Regions from separate parts of the Mus musculus genome. Here region 1 is linked to region 2. Evidence: chromatin loops called from intact Hi-C (ENCODE). Cell type or tissue: gastrocnemius. All regions are shown on one strand.

What was found. A loop is a pair of places that touch in the nucleus more often than their neighbours do. Peaks named below come from ENCODE experiments on the same cell type or tissue, not always from the same donor. Only the 100,000 strongest peaks of a DNase experiment are listed, where the experiment ranks them.
Region 1: it touches region 2 in a loop (11-fold over the local background); 2 of 42 quality-filtered maps call a loop at or near these places.

What each region holds. Positions count from the first base shown.
Region 1 is chr3:95,813,951-95,821,950 of GRCm38, reverse strand. It overlaps Rprd2 (regulation of nuclear pre-mRNA domain containing 2), which reads left to right and starts at 2,998. Exons shown (of 11, transcript NM_001368178.1): 1 at 2,998-3,404. The coding sequence starts at 3,200. Gm29948 (a long non-coding RNA gene) reads right to left here and starts at 3,071. Exons shown (of 2, transcript XR_375854.4): 1 at 2,821-3,071; 2 at 50-2,231. In gastrocnemius, CTCF peaks have their summits at 1,575 and 3,018; DNase peaks (open chromatin) are centred at 2,182, 2,520, 3,000 and 3,546; H3K4me3 peaks cover 4,056 bases; H3K27ac peaks cover 4,732 bases.
Region 2 is chr3:95,213,102-95,221,101 of GRCm38, reverse strand. Gabpb2 (GA repeat binding protein, beta 2) reads left to right here and starts at 3,160. Exons shown (of 10, transcript NM_029885.1): 1 at 3,160-3,513; 2 at 4,834-4,888. Mllt11 (myeloid/lymphoid or mixed-lineage leukemia; translocated to, 11) reads left to right here. Exons shown (of 2, transcript NM_019914.4): 2 at 639-2,558. The coding sequence starts at 645. The coding sequence ends at 917. It overlaps Gm16740 (predicted gene, 16740), which reads right to left and starts at 3,645. Exons shown (of 4, transcript NR_108026.1): 1 at 3,044-3,645; 2 at 1,553-1,663. In gastrocnemius, a CTCF peak has its summit at 7,915 (motif pointing left); DNase peaks (open chromatin) are centred at 2,416, 3,147, 3,331 and 3,768; H3K4me3 peaks cover 2,060 bases; H3K27ac peaks cover 3,150 bases.

The sequences.
Region 1 (8,000 bases), 600 kb before region 2:
GCTATTGCTCAACCAAATCAAAATGGAGTCACATTAAAGGCCTACGTGATCAAGTGAAACTTGTTTATTTTAATCTCCCAAGAAACCAGTAAAGAGGTAAGAGTGAAATCTCCAAGCAGGTCATTTTCAGCTGGTATGATAAGGAAGTCCTGCTTTTAACCTTGGAAGGAAAATAACTTGAAAACAATCTGCTGTTAGTTGTTCCTTCTTTCCACAGCTCTTTTCTATTTGGAATACCAAACTTCCATTCAGCTCATCAGAATGTTCATTGCAGAGAATGAGAACTTGATTGTAGGATCATTAAGGTCTTTAAAAGTGTTGTAAAATTTAAAACAAGATTTATTAATAAATATGTATATGAGTACACTGTAGCTATACAGATGGCTGTGAGCCTTCATGTGGTTGTTGGAAACTGAATTTTAGGACCTCTGTCTATGGTGATTCCGTGTGTGAGCTAAGTGTGTCTGGAACAGGATCAAGCTGGCTTTCCTTATTGAGGAGCAGAAAATTGTGGTGAAAGCACAAGTACAGAGTCAGAAAGCAAAATAAATATGCAGCTTTTTATAAGTAATAAAAATCAAAGCTTGGAAGAAAGAAAGAGAATCCAAAGTGCAGACAGGCTTTTAAATCTCAGCACTTTGGCAGGGCAGTAGTGGCTCACACCTTTAATTTCAGCGCTTGGGAGACAGAGGCAGGTGGATTTCCGAGTTCAAGGCCAGCCTGGTCTACAGAGTTCCAGGACAGCCAAGACTGCACAGAGAAACCCTGTCTCGGAAAACCAAAACAAACAAACAAACAACAACAACAAAAAACCCACCTCAGCACTTGGAAGGCAAGGAGATAGGATCTCCTGAATTGGAGGCCAGACTCTACAGAGCAAGTTTCAGGATAGCCAGGGCTACACAGAGAAACTTTAGCTCAAAAGAAACAAAAACAAACCCAAAGTCAGTACAGTGGCTTTCAATGCCCTACATGAGCCCTCTTTGCTTCTCACCTCTTCTGTCTCTTATCTTAGTGGCTTTCTCATCCTCTGCCAGTCACACTGGCTTCCTTCTTCTTCCTCTAAAATGTTTCAACAGTCCTGGTTTAGGGACTCAGCACTTGGTGTTCTTTTGCCAGCTCTTCTTCCCTCCCCTCATATGTGCTTGGTTGCTTTTTTCTCAATCTCTTTTTAAAAACTGGATCACACCATTATTCATATACACAGTCTTTCTCCTTTAATCTTACTCCATACCTCTTTATGACTCCTTACTCCCTGACACATGCTTGTGGTTTGGTCCTGATACCAAATCAAGGCGGAGTAATTTTTGTCTGCTTTGCCATCATTTCCCTAATCCTAAAACAGTTCTTGGCACAGAGATATTAATTTTAAATGATGAAACAGGCTCCTTGCCTCAAAAACCTTTCCGTTGAGTTGGCATAATTAAAATGAAGTTCCTGTGTTCAATAGGAATACATGAACGTCCAATCTTCTCAAAAGATTCACACAGGCAGATGAGAATGTAATGGTTAATTTTTTAAAAAGATTTTCTTTATTATTATATCTAAGTACACTGTAGCTGTCTTCAGACACACCAGAGAGGGCGTCAGATCTTATTAAGGATGATTGTGAGCCACCATGTGGTTGCTGGGATTTTAACTCAGGACCTTTGGAAGAGCAGTCAGTGCTCCTACGTGCTGAGCCATCTCTCCAGCCCATAATGGTTAATTTGAGGCTGTGCTAATAAACACAATACTCAAGACTCTTGTAAACTGTAACGCACAGGGCAGTGGTGGTGCACGTCTTTAATCCCAGCACTTGGGAGGCAGAGGCAGGTGGATTTCTGAGTTCGAGGCCAGCCTGGTCTACAGAGTGAGTTCCAGGACGGCCAGGGCTACACAGAAAAACCTTGTCTCGAAAAAACAAAAACAAACCTATAACGCATTACGAAATTGTGATGTTACTACCTAGCAAAGAAGCCACACCTTGTCAATTACTCTTTCCTCGCTTCGAAGACTTTTCAGAGAAATTTTCGTTTAACTTTTATTCCCTCTTTCTAGAATGCAGTCGGTCGGCTGGCTGTGAACGGTGTCATCGCAGTCGGGCGTGTAGCATAGGTTAGTCAAGGAGTGCCTAGAGAACAGCTAACAGGGCCTGACGCATGCGCGTCTTCCCCCACTCCGCAAGACGTGCCAGCCATTTTGTCGCGTGTAGGTCCCCGATGGCGGGGTGGCAGGGAACGCAGCTGCAGCTGTCAAAAACAGTAGCCACAGAACGGTGGGCATTTCCCATCCTAGTGTGAATTAAAGGCTCCCAGGGAGCAACCCCGCCATGAAGCCAAAAGCAGGGCCGAGCACTGAACTGGGGTCTAGTAACGTCCTAGGCTCCGGAGCGCCTCAATCCTGCCTCCCCAGGTTTTCCTCCCAACCCGCTAGGCGCAGACCTAACGCGCAGGCGCACAGAGAGACGCAGCGCCTCCTCCGCCTTCAGGTCCCGACGCGCTTCTCCGACCCCCTTCCCTGATTGGTCGAATCGCAGCGCCATCACGCCCCCTCGGCCCCCGTGCTCAAGATTGAGGAGGAAGCGGAGGGGCGGGGCTTCCGTGCGCGTGCGCATTTCTTCTGCTGGTCTATTGCTGCTATTGCGTTGCAAAAAAAAAAAAAAAAAAGAAAAAAGAAAAAAAAAAAAAAGAAAAGAAAAAAAAAAAAAGAAAGAAAATTTTCTGCCTAGGTAGCTTTGGGCCTTTCCTGTGGTAGAAAATCTAAAGGCAAAGCTCTCTGCAGCCGAAGGGACGGCGGAGTAGCGTTTCGTCTTCGGTACCAAGGCCGCCCTGGGCTCACCGGAATTTGGCCAACGGGATGAGGGAAGGGCCTTAAGAGTTGAGGAGCGTAGAGGCTAAAAGCCTTAGTTGTCGGCGCCGTCGCAGGTTCTGTCTCCTCCGTAGTCGTCTCCCGACTCCCGGTTTAAACACCACCCCCGAGCCATACTGACAGTCCTCCGCGGCCGCGGCCCCTCCTCGCAGCGTGTGGGAGCCGCCAGCGCGCCCAGCAGCTAGCCCTCCTGCCGCCAGAGGAGCCTAGCGCGTGCAGCGTCCCCACCCCCTGGCCGCCCTCCCCTCCTGCTGCTTTCACGCACTCGCACTGATTGTTTTGCCCGCTCCCGCCGCCGCCGCCGCCGCCGCCGCCAGAGGACCAGAGGCGCTTGTGCAAACCGGGGAAGATGGCGGCCGGCGGCGGCGGAGGCAGCAGTAAGGCCTCCTCCTCGTCGGCCTCGTCCGCAGGGGCCCTGGAGTCTTCGTTGGATCGAAAATTCCAGTCGGTGACCAACACCATGGAATCCATTCAAGGCTTGTCGTCCTGGTGTATAGAAAACAAGAAACACCACAGTACAATCGTCTACCATTGGATGAAGTGGCTCCGGAGATGTGAGTGTGGGGGCGACTAGGAAGGGGGAGGCTGGAGAGATGGAGAAAATGCGGCCCCCAAAACACTCTGGGGTTTGCCCACCGAGCTGCTGCATTCAGTTGGGGTTCACATTAAAGATCGGGCGCGAGTGTTCCCTAGCCCAGACTCCATCCTAGGCACGGTTGCCCTGCTCTGCAGGGGGCTCATTGCTTGGAATTTTTCAGCCTCACATTTGGCGTGACCTTGGGCCGTTGGGCCTAGACCCGTAGAGATTTTCGCGTTTCCTTCCGAGCCCTGGAAGGTGTGTTGTTGATTATCCTGAACCTTCACGGAAATGGTCGCGTCCGTTTATTTCTTACAGGCCTTGACGTGTTAATGATCTCTGGGTTTCCTGTTGGCTAGTCAAGCCATGGTTTAAGCTGTCCACTTCCCTGAAATATGTTAGACCAGGCAGTGTTTTCCGCCGACGTGAAACTTGGGATATGTCTAGAAAGGGGCCTTCTCTTGATGACTGTGGGTGAAACTTGGCGTGTGTTTTAAGGAGGCTTTCCCTGGATGAATGTGAAGCAATAGGAACTCTACAGAGCTGTGAGGCGACCACCTGTTTTCCTTTTACCTGTGTTTGCAACACTAAAATACAGACCACGGGATACTGACGAGACACAACTGCGAGACTGTAATCATCATTGGTACCGAAGTATAAAATATATCCGGCCACTTTTTAATCTCCTGAAGCACACTTTACAGAATTGAGTTTGTTTGCATAGGCAATCAAAATGGGAAATGTGAATTTTAAAATATATTTATCTGTTTTAGATATAACCCCCATCTCAAGTATACTTTTTTTTTTCAACCTGTGTGGTTCTCCCCACAACACTGCTTTAATACAGAAAAGAGGTCTTCTAAAATATGAATTGTTAAACTGGGCGTGGTGGCCCATGTCGTTTCAGAGGCTGAGGCAGGAGGATTGCTGAAAGTTTGAGGCCAGCTTGTTCTACCCAGTAAATTTTAAGCAATTATAACCCCAACTCCATACATATTTATTCAAGTTGTTTGCTTCCTATCTATATAGCCTCTTGCCAGTGGTACTCAGTTAACAGTTTTCTTATTCCATGTCTGTCTTCGCTTCTATAATATTTTTTGAGTTTACTTGTTAGTGAACAAGTGGATAAAACTTCAAAATTATAGGCCCCAAATTTAAAATCTTTTGTATTTAAGACAGTTGTTCTGTGGTTCTTTGAAATATACTGTTGAGAAGGATATTCGAGAGAAAGGACAGGATTAGCTAGTCTTTTTTATTATTATTATTATTATCATTTTGGTCTTTTGAGACAGGGTTTCTCTGTATAGCCCTGGCTGTCCTGGAACTCACTCTGTAGACCAGGCTGGCCTCGAACTCAGAAATCCACCTGCCTCTGCCTCCCGAGTGCTGGGATCAAAGGCGTGCGCCACCACACCCGGCTTAGTCTTTATTTATTATTGTCAGATTTTTTGTTTGTTTGTTTACTTCTTGCCAAGAGGTTAAACTAGAATCTGCAATATCTGTCACCTTCAAAGACTCACATATTATGTATCTGCCACATGCCAGCCATTTCCTTAGTCCTTCTAATATACTTTATAGTCTGTTGAATTGCATATGAGGAACCTAGGGCTCAGAAATGTCAGGTTGCGAAAGGTTACTCAGTAAAGCGATGTGGTTAAGGTTGGGCTCTGTTGTTAGCTTTGTGAGATGGTGCTTGGTGTATTGAGTGTATCAGTGTAGTAAGCAGTGCTGATGTGGGGACATCTTCCACCGTTTTAAATCATTTTACCAAACTATGAAGCATTTTTACATTCCTTACTGTTGGTCTCCAGTGTTTTAACCCTGTGGTTATATATTTTCAAGAATAAGTTGGCCCCTATCTCTGCGTTGTGGGATCACAAGTGACAATTACACTTTTTTTTTTCTAGTCAGGCATAATGAGAAATGCTAGGACCAGAATTTTCCCTGTCTTTGTTGTTGTTTGTGTCTGAGTTTATTTCCTTTGTTGGTACTAAGAGTAGGAGGGTAATTTTTTTATCTGAAAAGTGGATTCTACATAATTTAAATGAAGTGAAATGTATTTGACTTTTTAAAGCCTGCTATCAGTTTCATAGTGGAGTGAAACTTAAACTTTCTAAAATGGCTAAGAATAATTTGTGGACATTTGTGTTTACAGGTGATAAATATCTACCTCAGGAATAAAGCCAGAGTGGTGAAGGCTAGGATGCAAATGGCTGTTGTATTAGGCCAGTATTTTCACCTAATGTTTAGACCTTCACAGAGTTGCTAAGTTTGCTCAAGCATTCCCAGTCTTTCTGTCCATTTCCCTGAGGCTACTCTTGCTTCTTCCTTTTCCTATGACATCCATTATTTAGTCATTTAGGTCTTGGTTAAATGTAAGTGACTGTACTAGAGATATCAGGAGATGTTTTCTTTTTTGTTTGTTTGTTTGGAGACAGGGTTTCTCTGTATAGTTCTGGCTGTCCTGGAACTCACTCTGTAAACCAGGCTGGCCTCGAACTCAGAACTCAGAAATTCGCCTGCCTCTGCCTCCCAAGTGCTGGGATGAAAGGCATGCACCACCACTCCTGGCAGGAGATGTTTTCTTTCTGTTATTTTGTGGTATATCTAATTCTGTGCAAACACCACCATTGAGCTACACCACCAGAGGGGTTTTCGTTGAATTATGGTGTGTAATACTAGTAACGGGCTTTTTATTCATTGTAAAGGAAAGCCTTTAATGAGCAAGCATGCTTCCTGAAGATGCATTCCATAGGCAGGCTCCGCTGGTTTCATCTAGGCATGTCTGTAACAGTCATTAGCTTCTGTCAGTCTGGGTTACCCTGACTGGTTTGGTATTTAGTATGTAGCCCACATTAGGCTTCAGCCCAAGCATCTTCCTCTCAGCCTTCCTGTTGCTCGCCTTGTAGCTATTCACTGCTTATTCGGCAGCCATGATTTTCTCAAGTGGTCTTTCTATGGTATGAACAGATATTATGCCTCTACTATCTATCTATGTATCCATCCATCCATCCATCCATTTAGAGACAGGGTCCCTCTGTAGTCCTGGCTTTCCTTGAACTTGTTATATAGACCAGGCTGGTGAATTAAAAGAGATGAGACTATTTCTGCCTTCCGAGTGCTGGGTTAAAGATACCGGCTGCCATGCCCAGCTCATGCTTCTACTTTCTAACCTTTCAGTGATCTCCTGTTGTAGTAGGGTTAGGTTATACCTTTTTGTACTGTGGTCTCTTCAAGAGCCTGTCTTACCTGTACTGCCTGCTTCTCAGGCTTCTTCAGAATCTGCCACCTTCTCACTAGATCTCATCGCAAACGTTCCCTCCTCAGGATGGCCTTCTCTGATTACCTTCAATTGCTTTTATATCTTTTTTTTTTTTTTTTGGTTTTTTGGGACAGAATTTCTCTGTATAGCCCTGGCTGTCCTGGAACTCACTCTGTAGACCAGGCTGGCCTCGAACTCAGAAATCCGCCTGCCTCTGCCTCCCAAGTGCTGGCATTAAAGGCGTGTGCCACCATTGCCCGGCATATCTTCCCTTTCTTGTTTTCCTCCCCCCCCCCCCCCCCCAAGACAGGGTCTTACTATGTAGCTTTCTGGCTGTCCAGGAACTCACTATGTAGACCAGGGTGTCCTAAAACTCAAAGATACGGCTCCTCTACCTCCTGTGTGATGGGATTAAAGGTGTGCTCCACCATACCAGACAGACATCTTTTATTTTATTTTTTTTTCCCAGCACGATAAATTACTGTATTGATTTGTCATGTCTTTATTGCTTGTTTATCTCAAATGTCAGGTTGTGTCTTGTTTACCTCTCTATCCTAAACCACGTGATACAGATCAGTAACTATTTGCCAAAATAATGTTGTAAAATGGCTAATAAAATTCTTGTTTCTGGCTTGGTGGCACATATCTGCAGTTGTGGCAGGCACTTGGGATTCTGAGGCAGAAGGAGTATAAGTTTGAAGCCAACCTGGGCTATTCTGTCATAAACTCCCACCCCAAAAATCTTGAACAATTTTTTTAAATTCCTTTTAATGAAAATATTTATAATTTAGTGAAACTGTGGGGATTGCTTGTCTGCTGTTTCAGGATATGGCTTTAAAAGGAGTTATGTGTAATTTAACCAGGTTATCTTTTTCATACTTCACTTTTCTCTCCCAATTTTAGTGTAAAACAAAGTCAGCATAGGAAGGTAGAAGAATCCAGGCTTTAGGTTTAGAGTTAGGCTGAGGTCTTGGCCCATTTCTTCATCCTGGGTGTGCTATGCATAGAACTCAATGCTAGGGTGGGAGCACGGTGCTCTAGTAGAGTTTATGACCTGGGTTTAAGGAGAGAATGCGTGGATCTTAGTATATATAGAGTTAACCTACAGAAATGTTAATTGTTTACTACGGAGACCCTGAACATTCAGCAGAGTTCCAGGAAAGCTCTGCTTAGAGTCCAGGGCTGGGGTCACCCAGTCAGTGAGAGAGAACTGGATCAGCTTCTCAGTAAGTTAGGAGGTGCTCTGAACAACCAGCGGAACAGAATAAAGATGCTGTATCCCGAAACCTCTATTTCTTTTTGTTTTGTTTT
Region 2 (8,000 bases):
TTGACCTGCCTTGAAGAGGCCATATATCTAGATCTGGGGCTGTATAGGATCCTTGACCAGCACATGTACGGTCCTGCCTTTGATTCTCAGCACAGTTAATTAATTAAGCAGACCTAGTGGAGCTGGCCTGTAATCCCAGTTACTCAGGAGACTGAGGCAGGAGACTCCAGGTTCCAGGTTGAACTAGGCAACTCAGTTACTATCCTGTCTTAGTAAAGGTACAGAGAGGGCTGAGGGTATAATGTTAGAACATTCACCTAGCACACACCAGCGTCTTGTCAAACCCTCAATACCACACACAAATAAAGAATGGGGACGGACTTTGGAAAGCCTCAAAAATCAGACCCAGAGGGGATGGCATGATTCAGTTCCTGCCTAGTGTGCATAAGGCCTGAGGTATATTACTAGAGCTAAAATTAGAGCCAAGAAGAACCTTGTGCAGTAGGCAGTCTGGTCAGCCAGAGGTGGGGAGAAGGTAGGAGCCTGGTGGTAAATAGCAAAAGAGTTCTTGATATTCGTCTTAGAAAACCTGACTGATTCACTAGAGCACACAGAAAAGAACAACTTAAGCAAGGGAAAGCACGGGGCAAGGAGCTTGCTCTATCGTGGAGACTAACACGTGATTTGCTCTTCCTCAGGGGATCATGAGGGACCCTGTAAGTAGCCAGTACAGCTCCTTTCTTTTCTGGAGGATGCCCATCCCAGAACTGGATCTGTCGGAGCTGGAAGGCCTGGGCCTGTCAGATACACCTACCTACGAGAGCAAGGATAGCAGCAGCGTTGGCAAAATGAACGGGCAGGCATCTGGGACGGAGCAGAAGAACCCTGAAGGTGACCCCCTCCTTGAGTACAGCACCTTCAACTTCTGGAGAGCGCCTATTGCCAGCATCCACTCTGTCGACCTGGACTTGCTTTAAGGCCAAGATCTCTCTCCCACCCCGTACCTTCATTATCTTCCCTCTTAAGTCCCTTCCTCTCTAAGCCTTCCACTTTAATCTTGTTCTCTTCCCTCTATTGTGCTGGTGGTGCTGATGAATCTGCCAATTGAATTGTAGGTTTGTATGTATGTACGTACTTATTTATCTATCTATATTTATTTATTTATTTATTTATCTGCCTACTCCGTTTCTCTCAAAAGCCCTCTAGGCACAAAGTCAAGGGTTTAATCAATGGAGTACTAGATCATAGGATTTCCTCCCGTCAGCCCGGAGAATATTAACTAATCCCAGAAAAGAATCACCCTTATTTGAGGCACCACAGAGAGGTACAGTTGTGCAAAATGGGAGACCAATTATTTTGTTTGTTTGTTACATTTTAATCAACTTCAAAGATTACTTGAGCCTCCCTAATGTCCTCTACCAGGCCAGTAAGCAAATACTGCTTCAAGAAGTAATGAGAACCTGGAAGTTTTGAGACACTTTCTACAAAACAGGATTTCTAAAAGGCTAAGATAAGAAATGCTGCTGCTGCTTACAATGCATTCTCTTCCCCAGAAACACGCAGGCAGTTAAAGGTGGGAAACAAAGGAGTGGGATGAGGAAAAACATCGCACCGTTTCAGAGGTAGCTCCTTTAATATCCAGCTCTGCTTCCAGCTGTGGGTAGAAATGCTCAGAAAATCAGATTTGAGTCTTCACAGGGAAACTTCACTATGAGGATAATTCCTAAAAGACAAAAGATGTATCTGATCTAAAGAAACACCAGAGTATTATTAGGGGAATTTATATAAAATTGTGATTTTGTCATGGAACAGGCAGATGTTTTGGTCCTAAGTATTTTAGCTTTGCCTTTCTGTAGTTGCAGTATGTGATAGGAATCAGTGATTCCTGACACAGTTCTTTGGCCGCCATAAGACCGTGAAGTAAGCAGTTATGTTCAGACCCTACCCGTCCCCATTCCTTCCAAAGCTATTGCAGATGAATTGCGGAGCTGTTTATTCATTTATGGAATAAAGACGTTAAATCCTAAGTCTGGGGCTTAGTTTTTTCCATTCCAATGAAGTACTACAGATTTTACTCACACTTCCGAATCCAGCTTTCCCTTTTATCTTTTTTTCTTTCTTTTTTTTTTTAAGTGAAGCTTTTCTTTTTATTTTAAAAAGATTTACTATACTATATATGAGTACACTGTTGCACTCTTCAGACACACCAGAAGAGGGCATTGGGTCCCATTACAAGTGAGCCAACATGTGGTTGGTGGGGATTGAACTCAGGACCTCTGGAAGAGCAGTCAGTGCTCTTAACCACTGAGTCATCTCTCCAGCGCTTCCTTCTGTCTGTCTAATATTTGACTTTGAAGAACAATTTAGGATTTGGACATAGCTCAATGGTAGAAGGGCTTGCCAAGCATCTACAAGGCCCTGCTAGGGTTCCCCTGTAAGCAGCCAGTGCTCAGAGATTAGCCACGCCCCCCAGCCCATTATTAACTTTTAAATTTGTGTGGTTTTCTTCGGAGGCGGGCCTTGAACTCAGAGAAATCCACCTGACTCTGCTGGACTCTGCTAGGGTGGGCCTAGCACTTTGGTATTAAATTAGGAGACCTGTGCCTCCTGCTGTGATCAAAGGCGTGTTTGTTATTATTACTGATTTTAATTTTTAGTGTGCATTGGTGTTTTGCCTAAATGTATGCTTGCTTGTGTGAGGGTGTCAGATCTTGGAGTTAAAGGCAGTTGTAAGCTGCAATGTGGGTGCTGGGAATTGAACTGGGGTCTCCTAAGGCATTGCTCCAGCGTCCTGTTATTGATTTTTGAAAGGTTTTCTCCGAGCTTTCTCTCGGTCCTTATATCAGTTAAAATGGTGAACAGAAACCAAGATAGACTGGTAAATGAAAGACATGCAATTTCATGTCCCATCCTATTCTAGTCTTCCCCCCAAAAGTTCAGGGGTTCTTTCCTGACCTATATTCAGGACACTGGGAAAGTGTCCGGTCAGACAGGAGTGCATAACCAGAAGGTCCCGAATAGCGGAAGCAAGATTCTCCCCCAACCCTCAAGTTAGCCCGGCGTTGAACCAGCAGGAAGGTAGAGTGCGGACGCCAACACGCACCAGTAACCAGTTCCTCCGAGCGCTGCACTGGTTGGCGCCAAAACTACCATCTGCGTCCGTCCCCTGCCGGAACTATCCCTCACGTAAGCCACGTAATCGGTGATCCTGCGCCTCGCTAAGTAGTCCCGCTCAGGATGCCCGCGGTATACGTTTTTCCAGCTCACGAGGTCCTCAGTAGGAAGGAGTCGGACTCAGAGGTGCGTTGAGGTCCTGAGAGAAGGGCAAAGTGGCTCCGCTAACCCATTTCCTTCAGATTCCTCCGCCAGGACGTATAGTCACAGCGCCTTCACTTCCGGGTCCGCCATTTTATTGCCTCCATTTCTCCGTGAGGGGGGGTAAGGGCCCCCCCAAATATGCATATGTGAAAAGGCCGAAAAGTGAGGCCGCTGGCAAGGAGTCTTAACTAGAGAAAGAAACGGGACCAAACTGGCGGGCCCAGTGAGAGCGAAGCCGGCAGCGCTCCGGAATAGGTGAGGGGGAAAGGACACGCAGGGTTCCGGAGCTTCCGAACTGCGATGCAAGGGGCAGTGATAAGTGGCCGGCCCAGCCCGGCCAGGACCTGTGGGCGCCGGCCTGCACACTGCCGGAGCGGGGGTGGCGGCGGGGGGGAGAGGGACCAAGAGGAAGGGGATGCTGTCGGGAGGAAGGGGAGGGGACTGGGAGGTGAAGGGGGTGGGTGGAAGACCTGGGGCTGGGGAGCTGGACTCCGGGAAGCCAAGGCCACATGGGGTGACCACGAGGGGGCGGTGTGGCGCAGGAGTCCGGGCTGCCACTACAGACTGGGGCTCCCACTTGCAAGTTGGCGCCCCTGAGTTTGGCAGAGTGCTGATGTCAAAAACTGAGGGATATGTGACTAGGGAGGAAGTGGGAACTGGACTTTTCAAGGTCCAGTAATAACGTGAAACTTTAGTAAGTTCATAATGTGAACAAGAGCAGTCATGGACTTATATCCAGTTCTCAACACAGATGCTTGTACAGCTGGCCTCCCAGTGGGAATGTGTGGGGGGTGAGGGGGGGGAGAAAAAGAAAAAAAAGTACAGACCGAGAATTCTTCAATTGCTTTCTTTCTTAGCGTGCACCTCTTGTCACAGATTTCCTCCAGGAATTCTGCTGTCTCCCTCTTCCTATAAAGGATTTTCTCTAGTTTCCAATCCAATATTTGGGTCTTACTATGTAGTTTGGATTGGCTGCCTCACAGCGATTCTCTAACCTTAGCCCCTGGAGTGTTGGAATTACTGAGGTGAGCCATGTTTTTTGTACATGCTTTGCAAAGAACAAACCACCACACCCAAATGATAAACAAAAGTTATTATTCTTTGGTAATGGGCTGCTTTGTCAAGTGCTCAGGCACTCCATGGTTATTAAAATATTTATTGAAAGTTCTGAACACTAAGTACTCAGTGCTTGAGAAGAGGAGAGAGAAAGATCCAGGTGTTCAAGGCCAGCCTGTGCTACTTGACCCAGAAAGGTCTCCTGGTCTTGTTTTGTATTTTATTGGCTTCCTATTCCTAGGAGGCAGGGTTGGGAGTATAGCTCAGAGGCAAGTGTGAATGTAGCATGCCTGTGGCCCTGGATTCAACTCCTAGCACAGAGGGACTAGGAAGAGAATTTAGAAAAATCTTAGGATACACACTAGACAAACGCTCATGTGAAGTTTATGTGGATGCATATCCAGTAAGGGAGAACAGTTCCCCTCTGTAGCATTCAGAACCATGGGGTTGTATAGGTTGGGCAGGTGGAACTTAGCATATAAAGCCAGCGAGACTGACAGTCTTGAGTTTGATCCACAGAGTTGAAGGAGAGAACCAACTCCTGCGAGTTGTCCTGTGGCTTCCACATGCTATGGTGAGTGAATACACACAGAAACACACACAAGCTAATTAGTTAATTTCAATTGCCTATGTTATTCTCTGGTCTTAGGGTTCTACCAGCCTTTATGTATGGGGAGCTAGAAGAATGACCCACCAGTCTCCCCATAATGCTTTTTATTTAAAATACTTTATTACATTTTGTGTATGTGTGCTCACTTACACACATACCATGACTTTCATGCATGTGGAGATCAGAGGACAACTTAGAGGATGTGGGAGCCGGGCGTGGTGGCGCACGCCTTTAATCCCAGCACTCGGGAGGCAGAGGCAGGCGATTTTCTGAGTTCGAGGCCAGCCTGGTCTACAGAGTGAGTTCCAGGACAGCCAGGACTACACAGAGAAACCCTGTCTCGGAAAAAACAAAAAAGAGAGGATGTGGGAACTGGGGATCCATCAGGACACCAGGTTGGCAGCAGATATGTTCACCCACCAAGCCGTATATAGACCTCACTGATCTCCAAAATCATCGTCTTGCAAATGCATTTTAATCTAGGTAGATGCTATAGGTTAAATCAGGAGTGACAGGGCAGGAAAGAAGGCATGTCAGAAGTCATGTCCCTGTCAAGTAACCAAATATAAGAACTGTTTTCCCATAATTCTTGGCATCGGTTACTTTTACAAGGTCCGGCACAAGCAACTGCCCTCCTTTGTTGGTTTGAAACATGGTCTTATGACACTTAGGCCAACGTCAACTCATCATCATCCTGATTTAGTCTCCCAGAGTGCTGCGGTCACAGGCAGATGTTGTCAGGCCCGGCGTGACTTCATTTTCATCGTGACACACCTGCTCATGCTTGTTTCTAAAGAGTTTTCTCTGAAGACAGCTTTGATATGCCTGGTGCTTTGATCTCAACTATTCCTCATCACATGATGCTCTGTCCAGATTGGTCTGATCCGATCCCACGTTAGGAGAATGATGTCTAGAGTTAGTACCAATAAAGCCTTCAGAACCACATTTAAGCAAGAGGTGTAGAAGGAGTGGCTTTTAGGTCAGTCCTGCCTGGAGTCTGTTCTTGTCTTTGAGTTCCATATCCTCTGTGGGTCAGAGAAGTCCTAGCAACTCAGAAATGTTGCTCTCTGTCTTTTGTTGTATTTCTACAGAATATTGACAGCCAACAATTAAAATGCTTCATAGAAGCACAGTCAACAAGAACAAAAATTTTAATGAAAATTAGCTTGAAAGTTAAGCATTGTTTATAGGGTTCTCCATGAGTGATCAGTGTCCAATATCCTTTCATTATTAGGAGGCGCTGCTTGGAGTGTGGATTGGGAGGGCATGTCTAATTATCTTTGTTTAAAGAGAATAACTAGTCAGCACAATTAGGAGCACGTGAGCCCAGGCCTGGAAAAGGAAGCACCACTAACAATTGTTTAGGGCCCCACCACCTTAGGTCCCAAGCAGTTATCTCTTAAACCTTGCATCTTAGAAATACAGCAGGTACATGAATATCTTTTTTTTTTTTTTTTTTTTTTTTTTTTTTTTTTTTTTGGTTTTTCGAGACAGGGTTTCTCTGTGTAGCCCTGGCTGTTGTCCTGGAACTCACTCTGTAGACCAGGCTGGCCTCAAACTCAGAAATCCACCTGCCTCTGCTTCCCAAGTGTTGGGATTAAAAGCATGCACCACCACTGCCCAGCTTGTACATGAGTATCTTTATCATGTAAAAGAGCCAGCAACATTTAGCATCATTACACAGAAGAACTATGCAGAAATTCTCTCTGTATGTTAGCTCAGCGTATACCCATTTAAAAAAAAAATCTATAACTTTCCTGGCCTACTGCATCAATAAAAGCAAACATTAGGCCTTCACAAATATAGTAAGAGTTATAGACTCATTTCTTTAATTGTGGGGCCAACAGATGGAGACCCAGGTTTTAAAAAGCAGAATCACTCAAATGGCATGCTTTACGTATGAGTGTTCTTTCTGCATGTATACCTGCATGTCAGAAGAGAGCATCAGATCCCATTATAGATGGTTGTGAGCCATTTTGAGTCATGTGATTTCTGGGAATTGAACTCAGAACCTTTGGAAGAGCAGCTAGTACTCATAACTGCTGAGCCACCCCTCCAGTCTCGAACAGTATTTGATTTTATTTGTGTGCTTGTGGGTGTGAATGCACACATAATTGTGGTGCATGTCTAGAAGCCAAAGGACAGTTTTTCTGAGTCCAGTCTCTTCTGCCATAGGGGTTCAAGAGATCGAACTCAGTTCCATTAGGCTTGGTGGCTTTTACCCACTGAGCCTTCTTTTCTGCCAGTGAACAGTGCTGGTTAAAATACCAGAAACAAGCTAGGTTTGGTGGCGCATGTCCTTAGCCCCAGCACTTGGAGAGTAGAGGCAGGAGATCTCTGAATTCAAGGCCATCAAGGGCTACATGTGAAACTTTGGCCTTTGAAACCAAACAAGAAAAGCCCAGAAATGTCAATAGAATTTCATTGACTATCCTACATGTTGACAGTCCAGACATAATGCAGATTGCATAATAGAGAACACTTAATGGTCATCTATGAGTGCATCAACTGCTCTTAATCTCCAAGCCATCTCTCCAGTCCCAGTATGCATTTTACTTTTAATTATGTGCATGCGTTAATGTGTGCTTGTATAGTGAGCAGTTAGCTCACTAAAGTATAAAATCCTGTTAATTTTATAATGTACATATATACCTAGTTATTAAAATATCCACTTTCTAGATTCAAGAGATGGCTCAGAGGTACTGCTTTTGGTTCCGAATACGGTGGCTCAAGTCCACCTGTAACTGCAGCTTCAAGAGACAGATTTCCCTTCTGGCCTCTAAGAACACACACCCACACATATCATGAACACACAATTTTAAGAATAAATACTTGGGGGCTGGTGAGATGGCTCAGTGGGTAAGAGCACCCGACTGCTCTTCCGAAGGTCAGGAGTTCAAATCCCAGCAACCACATGGTGGCTCACAACCATCCGTAACGAGATCTGGCGCCCTCTTCTGGAGTGTCTGAAGACAGCTTCAGTGTACTTACATATAATAAATAAATCTTAAAAAAAAAAAAAAAAAAAAAAAAAAAAGAATAAATACTTAAAAGATAAAATTTCCACCCCTATGTC